Linked DNA regions of Homo sapiens: region 1 is linked to region 2. The links are chromatin loops, found by intact Hi-C in ENCODE. Cell type or tissue: heart right ventricle. All regions are shown on one strand. Links, peaks and the distances in the headings refer to the core of each region. The heading gives the core; the rest is flanking DNA. Region 1 has its middle 31 kb from the start of TRIP13. Region 2 holds the start of LOC124900932 (a long non-coding RNA gene).

What was found. Peaks named below come from ENCODE experiments on the same cell type or tissue, not always from the same donor. Only the 100,000 strongest peaks of a DNase experiment are listed, where the experiment ranks them.
Region 1: it touches region 2 in a loop (4-fold over the local background); 31 of 110 quality-filtered maps call a loop at or near these places.

Annotation. Positions count from the first base shown.
Region 1 is chr5:922,101-925,002 of GRCh38, reverse strand. No RefSeq gene overlaps it. Among named protein-coding and RNA genes, the nearest start is that of TRIP13, 31 kb to the right of the region's middle. In heart right ventricle, for the core only: CTCF peaks have their summits at 1,219 and 1,419 (motif pointing left); DNase peaks (open chromatin) are centred at 1,402 and 2,412; H3K27me3 peaks cover 226 bases.
Region 2 is chr5:1,003,327-1,006,228 of GRCh38, reverse strand. LOC124900932 (a long non-coding RNA gene) reads left to right here and starts at 2,256. Exons shown (of 2, transcript XR_007058677.1): 1 at 2,256-2,902. RefSeq lists enhancers at 85-728, 961-1,255, 729-1,373, 1,374-2,017 and a silencer at 961-1,255. In heart right ventricle, for the core only: a CTCF peak has its summit at 1,484; DNase peaks (open chromatin) are centred at 1,108, 1,538, 2,078 and 2,578; H3K4me3 peaks cover 1,497 bases; H3K27ac peaks cover 2,087 bases.

The DNA.
Region 1 (2,902 bases), core at 127-2,626, 81 kb after region 2:
GATAGCTCAGATGATAGAATGCTTCACTCAAAAATAATTCATGTAATACAGGGAGAAGCCTTCCATCATAAGCAACTCAGGTGAGACAGAAGGAAGTTTTCCTGTCATAAATGATAACTCAGGTAACAGAAAGAAGGTGCCAGTCATAAATGGTAATTCAGGTGATAAAGAAAAAGCGGTTTTGTAAGGCTGGGCACAGTAACTCACGTCTATAATCTCAGCACTTTGGGAGGCTGAGGCAGGAGGATTGCTTGAGGCCAGGAGTTCAAGACCAGCCTGGGCAATATAGCAAGACCCTGTCTCTACTAAAAATAAAAGGATAGCCAGTGTGGTGGCGCAGGCCCCTGGTCCAATCTATGCAGGAGGCTGAGGCTGGAGGATTGATTGAGCCCAGGAGGTGAAGGCCAAGCTGTGATGGCACCACTCACTCCAGCCTAGGTGACAGAACAACACCCTGTCTCAAAAACAAAACAAACAAAAAACACACAAAAAAAATCAAACAACCCCCCACTGCCACCCAAAACCCAAAAAGGCTTAGATAGAAATTTGGTGGTAGAGAAAAAGGTTTCCATTCATACATTTTTCCAGTCATATGTGATAATTCAGGTGATAAAAAGAAAGGCTGTAGTCATAAATCACAATTCAGATGATGGAGAAAGAAAAGTGTCCAGCCACAAGGAACTGAGGTGACTGAAAACGGTCTGAATCATGAATGACAACTAGATGATGGGGAAAGACATTTTCCAGTAATAATTCAGTTGATAGAGAATGAAAGGTTTTAGACATAAATGATACCAGGTGAGAGAGATGCGGGGTGGCCAGTCATAAATAAATGATAACTCAAGTGCTAGAGAGACAGACGCTGTAGTTGTAAATAAGTCCAGTAATACAGAGAAGCCTTCCATTACAGGTAACTCAGGCGAGAGAGAAGAAAGTTTTCCAGCCATATATGATAGCTCAGCTGATAAAGATAAAAGGAATTCACTCATAAATGATAACTAAATTGACAGATGAAGCTGCAAGTCATAAAGGATAATTTATGATTCTTGTAGGTATGACAAAGAAAAGATGTTTCAATCAAAACTAAATAGCTCAGGTGATGGACAAGGTTTTCAGTCACAAGTGATAGCTCAGGTGATAAAGGTTTTAGTAAAAAATGACCCAGAGGCAGTAAGAGAACGGTTTTAGTCATAAATGGTAACTCAGGGGAGAGAGAAAGAAGGCTTTCAGTCACAGATAACTCACATGAAAGACAAAGGTTTTGGTCACAAATCATAATTCACACGACAGACACTAGGACTCGGAGCTGAGGCTGCTGCAGAGTCAGCACAGGGTCAGGGCAGGGCCCAGGGCCGCTGGTGCTGGGGCCTTGGCTAAGCCGCTGGCTGTGCGTCTCTGGGGCAGCGCCGCCCTCTAGCGGGCAAGGGAAAGGGGTCCTGCGGCAGAAATGCCACAACGCGCTTCCTATCTGGGCCTGTCGGGGTCCACCTGTCTGTCCGCAGGCCCCTGTCTGTTCCTTCCTCCCCTCAGTCCACAGGCCTCCTCCTTCCACCTGGGTTCTAGGACCTGGGCGGTGTGGGGCGCCCCTCCTCTCCTGCTAGAGAGCCCTCAGACCCCTTTTTCATTCCCTTGGGGGGCACAGGGACGCCCTGTGCATCCCATTTGTCCTCTGGCTGGCATCACTGTCCTCACTCACAGGCAGCAGTGCCAGGGGCTGGGCATTGGCTGGGAGGGCCTGGGTGCAAGTTGGTTCCGGTCCTCAGGCCCATGCCTGGGGACCTGGGGGCTGGCCCTGCCTTAGAGCCCCCCAGCACCCCCTTCTCCTGCCCCTCCTCAGGGCACACCCATCTCCTTCTCAAGGGCAGCCGCTCTGGACTCCTTCTGGAACTGCCTGGACATCCCCAGGCCACTCTGGCAGGGCCTTCCTTAAGGACCATGACCTCAGCAGCTGTGTCCCTGAGGTCTGAGGACGTGACCTCATCCCTGACCAGTGACCACAGGGCACAGTGGGAAAGGTATGGATCACCCTGTGCATGTCATGGCAAATGGTGCAGATGGGGCCTTGACTGCAGTGGGAGGCGGAGGGGCCAGGAGGGAACAGGGCACAGGCGTGGCTCTAGATGGCAGCTCTTCTGAGGCCACGCTGAGGAACGGGTGCCCAGCAGTCGCCCACAGCCTTCCGTGACTGTCAGCATTGTTTACCAGGTATCTCTCTCTGTGGTCACAGGTATTTACCAACTATGAGGGCCACCTGCACACTTCTCTCCGTGGCAAAAGTAACCCGGCTGCCCAGCAGAAGCATCACCCTCGGGGCCTCAGGTCTGTTGGAACCAGCACTGCCCCCCCGCCTCTGCACCGCCTGCCAAATCCCTATGCCCCAGACCTGTCCAGTCTTCTGACCCTCTGCAGTGAGGATGGCACAGGAACAAGCCCAGTAGCTGACCTGGACCAGGGGAGATGTCCTAGAGCCTCTGGAGTATCACACAGAAACCCTCGCCCTGGTCCTGGAGTGTTGGTTTGGAGTCCCCCTCTGCCAGCACGTGGACACGAAGTCTCTGAGTGTCAACCATCCTGAAAGTGCATGGGGCCTCACCAGTGAGGTTTGGGACATCAACCAAGGAGCAGAGGACCCCTGACCCCATGGTGAAATGCCACCAAGAGCAGGCGAGTTGGGCAGAGGTGGCGTTGGAAGAGGAAACCATGTCTTCAGAGGCCCTCTGTGGCCTGGCCTGAGAGGGGTTATGGGAACCTAAGTTACAGGAACTGGGACAAAGGACCCCTGGGCTGACCAGGGTCCCAGGAGCTACCAGAGGCCTCACTGCCTTGACCCAACATGGCTCACTGCCAGGCCACCCACCCAGGCGAAAAGCTGATACTGAGAAAAGCAGCACCAACAGAAGGT
Region 2 (2,902 bases), core at 310-2,809:
GCAGAGCTGAATCTGTACCCCACTGTCAGCTCAAAGGGCAACCCTAAGTGGCCCCTACGCCTCCAATGCCCACTGGACTCTTTCCCCTATGACCATCTCTCCTGGGTAGGGCAGAGCCGGCCTGGGGTTGTTCTAGAGCTGGAGTCACCAGCTCCAGGCCCTGCAAACCTGACCCCCATGCCAGTTCACAATCCCTTTGCATAACATGTAACACTATTATCCTCACACACTCACTAGGACCCTGAGACCACAGAAGATGACATCATTACTTTCCAAATTGGGAGTTAAAGTCCACATGGGGTAGTGCAAGGGAGAGCCCCTTGAGATGTCTGCATCACAGAGCGGCCTGGTCCCCTCAGCCATTCCAGGAGGAAGGGGTTCTCTTTGCTCCCCTTGACGTTCCCTTCTGGCGTGTGCATGCCTTTGCCCTCTGCGGGGCCAGTGGGCACCCACCATGCTTTCCCGGTGCTGCCTCAGTGGTGGCTGCCGCGAGATGCCCATCTACTTTTCGTGGAGGCCTCGGGACCAGTGTGGTTTGCTGGACGCTCTCCTCACGTGATGCCAGCCCGGCGTGTCCTCTCCTGGGCCCGTCTGTGGGGCAGCCCCCTGCCTGCCTCTTCCAGGGGCCCTGCAGGGACTTCCAGGTTCCTCAGGCCCGTCCTGCCTCGCCTTTCGCTCTGCGTCTGCCCGGGGCAGCCCGAGCTGGGACCTTCTGGCGGGAGCCGCAGCTTTTCAGGGCAACTGTCCTTGTCCCTGGGGGACGGCCAGTGTACGCGGGGACACTTGCGGCCCCAGCCCACTGCCGGCCTGGAGGAAAGGACGCGGGGGACCCCCATACGTGACCAGCGGCTGCAGCGCAGCTCGGGCTCACAGCGGGGCGGCCGGAGCAGCCTGGACCCCCGACGCCCGCGCCGTCCAGTCCGGGGACTCGGAGGCTGAGCCCGTAGGGGGCCGGCCCGGGGGCCATGGGCGTCCCCGCCCTGCCTTTTGCTGGGCCACGGAGCTTTGAGGACAGTTTCGCCTGCTGATAAAATCCGTTCCCAGCACTTTCGAAAGGCAGGGCGGGGCTCAAGCCGTCCCTGGAGGTTAAAATGCGCGTCCTCGCAGCTTTTCAAATCAGCCTCTCCTTATCTCCTCAGCCGCGGGCGGGGCAGGGGCCTGGTCTCCGGATGGAGGAGGAGGTGCGGCCGCAGGACGCCCAGCGGGGAGACCCGGGGAGACCCGGCCGGCGTCCGCCTCCGCTCCCGGCACGGCCGCCCGCGCCCGCCCTTCTCTGCCCCAGCCCGGGACCGGCAGGGTCAGAAGCGGGCGGCGGCGGGCGCGGGGCTCTGTCCTCCCGGCCCCTCCACCTCAGCGGGCGCAGCCGTGGGGTCCCCACCAACAGCGTTCGTGGGGGCAGCGCGGGCCCCGTCTCCCCCCGTGGCTATTCTCCCCGCGAGGCCTTGGCGCTCGTGCGGCCTTGGGAGCAAGAGCGCCCCCGCGCGCTCCTCACTCGGCTTGGGACACGCTCGTGAACTCTCGGCGGCGTCACCCTCTTCCACCGCGACTCCGCGTTCTGGGAGGCGGGGCTCATCCTGTTTTGTGGTTGTCACGGTGGCCACGGCTCCTCCCCTCCCGTTTAGAAAGCGGCGAGGTCGGGGTCCGCCGTGTGAGGGGGCGTCCGCCATGTGAAGGGGCGTCGAGGCATGTCCGCTGTGTGAGGGGGTGTCCGCGGCGTGAGGGGCGTCCCTGTGTGAGGGGCGTCCCTGTGTGAGAGGCGTCCGCGGAGTGAGGGGCGTCCCTGTGTGCGGAGGCCTCCGTGGCATGAGGGGCATCCGCTGTGTGAGGGGCGTCCCCTGTGTGAGGGGCGTCCGCGGTGTGACCTCACGGTGTGGCGTGCCTGGAAGGCATGGTGTAGCCAACTCTGACCCCGGGGTCAGGGGCCTCTTTTGAAGACACTGTCTTGGCCCCAGGCTGTGGCTGGAGTTGAAATAGGCGCATGCGCGGAGCCGGCACACACACACACACACACACACACACACACACACACACACCCACGTCCCCTTCAGTGCCCGGCTTTTTCCCCATAGTGCGAGCAAAGCCGTGAGCCTCGCGACCCGAAGTAGCCGGCAAGACTGAAATTCACACACGGGTTGGTCTCCACCGGAGCCCTGGGGACGTCTAAGAAAAGCACTGCCTGACATCGGACAAAACGCTACTGTGACGCGTCACACGGAGCCTGCCGGGACATTTCCCCTCCCTGCCCATGCCGCGTTGGCCCTGGCGGATTGGCCCCACGAGGGAGGATGGCGACTCCGGGTCTGGATGTGTGCTCCCCTTGCGTGCTCTTCGCTTTGCAAATGGATCCCTACGTTTTTAAGTGCACAAGATCCCCTGGGTGTCGCCTGCACACCGCCCCCGAGGCCGCCCTTGTTTGAGTCCACCTCTCCTTGGCTGTGCAGCGTCCGCCAGCCATGCTGACCCCTGAAGCCTTGGCTGTGCCTCCCAAGTGCACCGGGTTTCCCTGCAGACACACGCTTTGGCATGAACATGCCTTCTTAGGCATGAACAAGAAGTTCACGTGGCTGCCACACCCAAGTGCCTTGCATTTCGCCTGCTCCCCGCACCCCCCCCAACCATGTTGCCACACGAGGCTTATTCTGAATTACAGGTTGGTTGTGATATCACCTCTGGTACATGGACTGTTAAAACTATTGAAAGGGAGGTGGATCTGAAGCACGCCTACCTGTTTCCTGGCATACTTGGAACGTTGCCAGACCACTGGATACTTAGAAGGCTAATTCTACATTTATCCTCAGCCATCATTCTGAGCGCCTTCAAAAGATGAATCATCTGCACCGACTATTAAATTTAATAACCATGCACTTCTCCAGGGAAATTGCCTCAAAGGGACCCACAACTG